2 separate regions of the Homo sapiens genome follow, and region 2 is linked to region 1. The links are chromatin contacts, found by Hi-C or POLR2A ChIA-PET in ENCODE. All regions are on one chromosome and are shown on one strand. Each heading gives the region's core, a stretch centred on a gene start or an enhancer-like site at or near the end of the contact. The rest is flanking DNA. Distances are from core to core; before and after follow the strand shown. Region 1 holds the start of METTL27 (methyltransferase like 27). Region 2 has its middle 49 kb from the start of ELN.

What was found. Hi-C counts contacts between places; a loop is a spot of excess contacts on that map. ChIA-PET counts read pairs that join two places held with the same protein, here RNA polymerase II (POLR2A). Pooled maps may share reads with other maps.
Region 2: a loop to region 1 is called in a pooled map, with 2.2 times the contacts of the local background. The contact joins the enhancer-like site here to the promoter of METTL27 in region 1. A Hi-C loop is called at or near these places in 1 of 50 pooled maps. POLR2A ChIA-PET finds 5 or more read pairs at or near these places in 4 of 52 experiments (PC-3, PC-9, WTC11 and 1 more).

The regions. Positions count from the first base shown.
Region 1 is chr7:73,840,564-73,844,711 of GRCh38, reverse strand. It overlaps METTL27 (methyltransferase like 27), which reads left to right and starts at 2,196. Exons shown (of 6, transcript NM_152559.3): 1 at 2,196-2,222; 2 at 2,568-2,694; 3 at 3,514-3,642. The coding sequence starts at 2,572. RefSeq lists a silencer at 2,038-2,137 and an enhancer at 2,258-2,557.
Region 2 is chr7:73,977,339-73,981,486 of GRCh38, reverse strand. No RefSeq gene overlaps it. Among named protein-coding and RNA genes, the nearest start is that of ELN, 49 kb to the left of the region's middle. RefSeq lists an enhancer at 2,074-2,368. Within about 2 kb of position 2,171, at least 5 of the 41 ENCODE cell types and tissues checked have a DNase peak (open chromatin) inside an H3K27ac peak, as active enhancers do.

The DNA of each region.
Region 1 (4,148 bases), core at 947-3,446:
AACTCACAAATACACACACATACATGTATGTCTATTTACATATCTTTCCATTTATTTATGTTAAAACCCATGAGTTTACTCTAATATCTCCCACTCTCCTCCAACGCTACAGGGTTCCTTCTACTCATCACCCTGTAAAACCAGAAAATCTAAGACAGGTCTCAGTTAATTTGGAGAGTTTATTTTGCCAAGATTGAGGACGCACGCCTGTGACACAGCCTCAGGAGGTCCTGACGTCATGTGCCCAAGGTGGTCGGGGCACAGCTTGGTTTTATACATTTTAGGGAGACACGAGACATCAATCAATATATGTAAGAAGTACATTGGTTTTGTCTAGAAAGGTGGCGACAACTCGAAGCAGGGAGGGGGCTCCGGGTCACAGGAAGGTGAAAGACAAATGGTCCTATTCTTTGAGTTTCTGATAAGCCTTTCCCCTGTAATCTCAGCTACTCAGCAGGCTGAGGCAGGAAGTGGAAGTTGCATGAGCTGAGATTGAGCCACTGCACTCCAGTCTGGGTGACAGAGCGAGACCCCATCTCATAAAAAAAGAATGCCTTCACCATCTGGGAATGCAGTCCAGTAGGTCTCAGTCTTATTTTACTCAGCCGCTATTCAAGATGGAGTTGCTCTGGTTCAAACATCTCTGACACTTCGACACTTCTACCCCCTAAACATCTCTGAAGATCACCCACTCCTCTCCGCAGTCATGACCTCTACCCAAGGTCATGCAACCATCACCTCCTGCCTGGACACCTGCAACAGCCTGCCAAATTCTGCCTGCCCAAACCCTTGATTCCAACACAGGTCCTCTAGACCAGCGCTTCTGAACCTTCAGCTGCCTAGAAATCGCCTGCAGAGTTTGTAGAAACACAGAAACTCTGGGCCCCAGTCCCAGAAATCTAATTCTCATTCAGAAGGTCCCAGGTCAACTGAGAATTTTTACTTTTTTTTTTTATTTGAGATGGAGTCTTGCTCTGTCACCCAGGCTGAAGTGCAGTGGCGCAGTCTCTGCTCACTGCAATCTGTGCCTCCCAAGTTCAAGCTATTCTCCCACCTCAGCCTCCTGAGTAGCTGGAATTACAGATGCCCGCCACCACGCCCGGCTAATTTTTGTATTTTTAGTAGAGATGGGGTTTTGTCCTGTTAGCCAGGCTGGTCTCAAACTCCTGTCCTCAAGTGACCCGCCCACCTCAGCCTCCCAAAGTGCTGGGATTACAGGTGTGAGCCACTGCGCCCCGGCCTAATTTTTGCATTTCTCACAAGCTTCCCTAGGGCATCTCCTAGAGGAAACCAAGATGTTACGGAGGCTGACGCTGCGTATCTTCAGGTCACACTTCCAGCCGCAAGACTCTCTCTGCTGTCCAATACAGTAGCCACTAGCCACATGTGGCTATTTAACTTATTAAAATAAAATTTGCCAGTACGGTTTTTTAAAATAAAATTATTAAAATAAAATTTGCCAGGAGGCAGAGGTGGGAGAATCGCTTGAGACTAGGAGTTTAAGACCAGCCTGGACAACATTTTTTGTCTCTACAAAAACTACGAAGATAAAAATAAATAGATAAAAATTTAAAAAGCCGGGCAAGGTGGCATGCACCTGTAGTCCCAGCTACTCAGCTACTCAGAAGGCTGAGGCAGGAGGCTGGCTTGAGCTTGAGTTCAAGGCTGCAGTGAGCTATGGTCAAGCCACTGCACTCCAGCCTGGGCGACAGAGTGAGACCCTGTCTCATAAAACAAAACAAAAATAAAACAAAATAAGTAAATATAAATACAAAGTAAAAATGAAAGCTAATCCTAGGTCCCTCTCCTGCCCATAAGAATTCAGAGACTCCCCAGTGCCTACAAACCTCATGCTTTCAGGAAGCATAAAGGACTTCAGGAGGCAGGAGGGCAGTTGGAGGGGGATGGTGGAGGTGCTGCTACCTGACGGTGGAGGGGGAGGCCGGGGCCAGACCACCGAGAAGCCCCTAAACCCGCACAGCAGGAAAACATCTCCGCAGTCCCTGCTCTACCAAGGCTGGAGGAGGGCCACAAGCCTTGAGCTCATTGGCTGGCGGGGGGGGGGGGGGCGGGCAGACTGCCAGCGCCTTCCTTTGACTGGCTATTTTCTCTCAGCGGAAAACCAATCATTGCGGGCAGGCGGTGAGGGTGTGGCCAGGGTCGCAACACAGGCCCCGCCCCGAGTCCTGTTGCCCACACGCCCGAGGCGCGCTGGATTGGCGGTGAGTTCTGACTCCGGCCTCCTTCGAGACCGTTTCGCTCCGGATGTCGCCCACCTCCGACCCTCTCTCAGTCGGAGGGCGGAAAAGAGGAAGATAGGTCCTTCCTCCAGCCGCGGGGCACCCCCTTCTCCCACCTTGCCCTTCCCCCAGCCCTGCAGCCCCAGAGTGTAAATATCCAAGCCCGCCCTCTCTGCGCTCAGTGTCCCCATCTGGGATAGGGGCCGGGATAGGGGTCGCGCTGGCAGGAGGCCTGGCAGCCTCCTCTGAAGGGGGAGGAGGGAAGGGGGAAAGGAGGGGATGGGCGATTGAGGTGGACCTCGAGACAGGGCAACGGTGTCCCCACAGGAGCATGGCCCAGGAGGAGGGTGGGAGCCTGCCCGAGGTGCGGGCGCGGGTCAGGGCCGCGCATGGCATCCCCGACCTGGCCCAAAAGCTCCATTTCTATGACCGCTGGGCTCCGGACTACGACCAGGTAAACTCATTTGGGGCCTTGCCTCCACTAGACCAGCCTCCATTTTTCTACCTGTAAAGTGGGGAATCAGCCTTGCACCCGGGGGCGGCTGTGAGGACGAAGTGAGGCCTGGCTAAGAACCCTACAGTCCTGCCCCTTCCAGAACCCGCCCCACAGCTCTGGATTGGCAGCCCCATCAGGGGCCATGACCTCCTGAGGGGGGCTGCCTGGAGGAGGTGCTATTGAGAAGTCACTGTGGGGCCGGGCGCGGTGGCTCACAAGCCGTAATCCTAAGCCCTTTGGGAGGCCGAGGCGGGCGGATCACCTGAGGTCAGGAGTTCGAGACCAGCCTGGCCAGCATGGTGCAACCCTGACTCTACTAAAAATACAAAAATTAGCCAGGCCCACGTGGTGGCAGGCGCCTGGTAATCCCAGCTACCCTGGAGGCTGATGCAGGAGAATTGCCTGAATCCGGGACACAGAGGTTGCAGTGAGCCAAGATCTCTTCACTGCACTCCAGCCCGAGTGACAGAGGGAGACTCTGTCTCAAAAAAAAAAAAAAAAAAAGTCATGTGGACTCAGCAGAGAGAGCCGCTTGGCCAGGAGAGAAGGTCCCTGGAGGGCTGAGTCTACTGTACAGTGGGCTGGGGGCTAACTCTCCAGTCCTGGCCCTTTAGCAATGGGAAGCACCTCATGCCTGGGCGTCCCCTCACGCTAGCCCCAGCCAGGCTTGATCCCCAACACACACAGCTTAGCCTGGCAGACTCTGAGACCACCCCATAAGGGAGATCCCCCAAACACTGGGGCACCGGTGTTGTAGGCCCGGCACTCTTTCCCCAGGATGTGGCCACCCTGCTGTACCGTGCGCCCCGCCTCGCAGTGGACTGCCTCACACAAGCCCTTCCAGGCCCGCCCCACAGTGCCCTGATCCTGGACGTGGCCTGTGGCACAGGCCTAGTGGCTGCCGAGGTGAGGCTCTTCCAGATCCCCTGCCTACTCCTTAGCCCCGCACTTCCTCAAATCTCCTACTGCCCCTGGCCCCAGAACCCTGCCCCACACCTCAGACTCACTGTTTCAAATGCATGAGACAGGACCAGGCATACTGTGGCTCACACTATGGGAGGCCGAGGCAGGAGGACAGCTTGGGGCCAGGAGTTTGAGGTCAGCCTGGGCAACATAGCAAGACCCCTGTCTCTACAAACAGATTTAAAAATTAGCCAGGCAGGGTGGTGCACGCCTGTAGTCCCAGCTACATGGGAGGCTGAGGTGGGAGGATCACTTGAGCCCGGAAGTTCAAGGCTGCAGTGAGCTATGATCACGCCACTGCACTCCAGTTTGGGCGACAGAGAGAGACCTTGTCTCAAAAATTTAAAAAAAGCAAATGCATGGGCCACATTCAGTGCAGAGTCCACTGCCCTGCCAAGGTGCAGGGACCCAGCCGGGAAGTGGCAGGTGTGAACCATGACTGAGTCTCC
Region 2 (4,148 bases), core at 922-3,421, 140 kb before region 1:
CTTCCTTCACTCCCTCCCTCCTTTGTTCCTTTCTTCCTTCCATCTTTCCTTCCTTCTTTTCTTCTTCCTTTTCTTTCTCTCTCCTCTTTTCTTTCTTTCAACAGGGTATCACACGGTTACCTAGGCTGGAGTACAGTGGTGCAATCACAGCTCACTGCAGCCTCGAACTCCTGGTCTCAAGGTATCCTCCTGCCTCAGCCTCCCAAGTAGTTAGGACTACAGGCACACACCACTGTACCTAGCTACTTAAAAAAAGTTTTTTTTTTCTAGAGACAGGGTCTCACTAAGTTGCCCAGGCTGGCCTCAAACTCCTGGCCTCAAGTGATCCTCCCACCTTGGCCTCCCAAAGTGCTGGGATTACAGGTGTGAGCCACCATGCCTGGCCTTTATCATTTTCTAAATAGTGTCTTTGAAGAGCTAAAGTTTTTTGTTTGGGTAAAGTTCAATTTGTGTGTGTGTGTGTGTGTGTGTGTGTGTGTGTGTGTGTATTTTGTATTCTTTGTGCTTTTTGTATTGTATTTCCAAAGTATTTACCAAGCCCAAAGTAACTAAAATTCTTTTTCCCCTGAGTTTTCTTCTGGAAATGTTTTATCATTTTAGCTTTTACAAATAGTTACGTGACCTATTTAGAATTAATTTTGGTGTATGGCGTATGGTAGGGGAAAGCTTCTTCCCCAGTCGGCTTTCCTCATTGAAGAATGGTTTGCTATGACTCCATTTTTTTTTTTTTTTTGAGACAGGGTCTTGCTCTATTGCCCAAGCTGGAGTGCAGTGGGTGATCTCGGCTCACTGAAACCTCTACCTCCTGGGTTCAAGCAATTATCATGCCTCAGCCTCCCAAGTAGCTGGGATTACGGGCATGAACCAGCATGCCCAGCTAATTTTTGTATTTTTAGTAGAGACAGGCTTTCACCATGTTGGACAGGCTGGTCTCGAACTCCTGACCTCAAGTGATTCACCTGCTTCGGCCTCCCAAAGTGCTGGGATTACAGGCTGAGCCACCGCGCCCAGCCTACAACTCAAATCTAATCCTGTCATCCCCTGCTTACACTGTTGTCCCCAGGCAAACCTCAGCCCCTCTGGCCCAGCTTTGTAGATGACAACTGGCCAAAGTCCATGTCTCCAGCTTTCATCTCCCTGTTCTGTGGACACTAAAACCCATTTGCCAAACATATCAAACGTCTCTTTCGCCTGAGGGCTTTCCTTATGCTGCTGGTTCTGTCTGGAAGTACCACTCATCATCCATCTTTTCTGTCACTACAACCTTTTTTTTTTTTTGGAAACAGTGTCTCACTCTGTTGCCCAGGCTTGAGTGCAGTGGCGCGGTATCTTGGCTCACTGCAACCTCCGTGTACTGGGTTCAAGCGATCCTCCTGTCTCAGCCTTCTGAGTAGCTGGGATTATAGGCAGTCACTACCACACCTGGCTAATTTTTGTATTTTTAGTAGAGACGAGGTTTTACCATGTTGGCCAGGCTGGTCTTGAACTCCCGACCTCAGGTGATCCGCCTGCCTCGGCCTCCCAAAGTCCTGGGATTTCTACAAGTGAGCCACACGCCTGCTATACAACCTTTGGGGTTTGTTATAGGTCCTTCAGGGGTTAACTTAGAAGCTGTCCCCTCTTCCCACCCCAAGAGCCTTGGATAGGGCTGATGGTTCCTCCAAGCCCCAAGTCCTGCTGAACACTACTGAACACTGGATTTATTTATTTATTCATTTATTTAATTTGAAGGCAAAGTCTTGCTCTGTCGCCCAGGCTTGAGTGCAGTGGCATGATCCTGGCTCACCGCAACCTCCGCCTCCTGGGTTCAAGCGATTCTCCTGCCTCAGCCTCCCGCGTAGCTGGGACTACAAGCACTACCATGCCCAGCTAATTTTTTGTATTTTTAGTAGAAACGGGGTCTCACCATGTTGCCCAGGCTGGTCTCAAACTCCTGAGCTCAGGCAATCCACCCGTCTCGGCCTCCCAAGGAGCTGGGATTACAGGTGTGCGCCACGGTGACCCTGAACACTGGACTTAGAATGCTCTAGTATTGCCTGCCTGCTTCTGCCTCTTGACTGGGCTTCCTCCAGGCAAAGGCAGGTGTTCCTTCATTCTGAATGTCAATCAACATATTTAACCACCTGCACCACCCTTCCAGGCCATACCAGCTAATAACCAGCCCCGCCACTTGGTGGCAGCATGCAGCATGACGCAGATGAGGCTGGGGCCTGGCTGTGGAGTGAACGACCTTTGCACACCTTGCCCTGCATCAACCGCATGGCTGTTTCCCTTGGGAGCTCTTAGTGGGAGGAGGAGCTAAGGCTGGGAAGGGAAGCAGAAGCTGAGGTTTTGGCAACACAGATTCAGGAAGTTGGGGAGAAATGAGCCCAGAAGCTCAGAATGGGTGGGGTGCAGGGCCTGAGTTGGGACACAGAAGGCTAGCCCCAGGTCAGGGTTTGTGCCCCCATAAGGAGCTCCCACATGAGGCCCCGGGACCCGCCAGCAGCAGCAGGTCTTTTGCACCATCTCCCCAACGCTGTTTAGGCAAGGGGTGAACCTGAGGTCACCCAAAGCCTCCAGCCGCTCTCCCAAACAGCCGCCTACCACGGGGGACCCAGGAGGCCAAGTCAATAACCCGAAATCATAAAATCTCAAAGGCGTCGAGCATTTGGAAGGAGGAGCAGACGCAGCAAATGGGGCCTTTTCCCAGGCAGCTCGTGTGGAACAAGAGAAACAGATTTACGAGCGTCTGGTTGAAGCCAGGTTGGGGGGCGGGGTGGGGATGGGGGGTTTGGTGGAGACGCAGAACGTTTCTAGTGCACAGGAAGGATGATAAATGGGAATGAGCTGCACGGGCTCCATGGCTGTGGTTTAAGATGCGTGAAATGCAGGCTCTCTCTTTCGTGTGCTTTGTTACAGATTTGGAAGAACATAAATGTATGTATCAGTGTTTCATGGACTCTCCCAAGACCTGCAAACTCCGGTCCTCCTTCCTCTGAAAGGTGGGCCATCTGAGAGCGATGTTGGACATGGGTGTGTACCGGGGAGCACGGGCTGGTTGCCCATCCTTGGCCCTGAACTTGGACTCCCAGATGTAGCCACATGGCCCAGACCTCCCCCCGACCCGGCGGCACGGCGGCTTGAGAAAGGCCTGCCTCTGAGTCACAGGCAAGGCTCTAACGCTGTCTGTGGACTCTGGACTGAGACCCACAGGCTTGAAGGGGAAAGGGCACCCAGTTTACAGTCATGTTCATGCACACGCACACCTGCACACGCACACACCTGCACATGCATGCCTGACCACACATGCCTCCACATGTACACCTGCACGCACATGCCTGCACACACGCTTGCAAACGCACACCTGCACACACAATCTGCACACGCACACCTGCACACACATGCCTGCACACACACGCTTGCAAACGCACACCTGCACACACAATCTGCACACGCACACCTGCACACACATGCCTACACACACTTGCACACGCATGCCTGCACACACACTTGCACACACATTTGCACACGCACGCCTGCACACACATGCCTGAACACACACACCTGCACACTTAAACTCTTCCTGGTGCCAGATTTTGTCACAGGGAAGAACAAGGAGCCAGGTTCTCTAGAACCATCCCTCCCTCCAGCCTGTCTCTTGAGGATCAGTTGATTTATGGGGTCAGGGTCTCCTGACCCATTGGGAAACCTCCCTGCCTGTCTGTACCTTCCAGCACAGTCCAGGAGATCTGTGGGGTTGATGTCAGCTGCTCAGACACCCTCAGCTGGTATGAGACAGGTGGAAGTTTCTCAGGTCTGCAGCAGCCAGGTGGGGGGAACAGGGAGAGAGGATAATCCAGCCTGATCACCCCAGGCTCTGAAGGTCTCTCGGGGGAGGCCCCTGCCGGCTCAGATCTGTGGAAATGGGTTAGAAAGGGTCAGAAAGCCCCGGAGATGGTTGCCCCATGTCCACGTCCTGGGTGCCATGTCCTTGGGGCAACACTTCTCCCTTTTCAGCCACTACTGTCCCACCTGCCCTTTCTTCAGCCAGCCCCAGAGGGCCCGGGGCTGTTCTCCAGTGTGCAGATTCCAGGGACTGGTGCAAGGTGGGGTGCCCTGGGGGGCCACAGGGGTACAGAGGCTGCAGCTCTGAGCAGGGCTGGGGG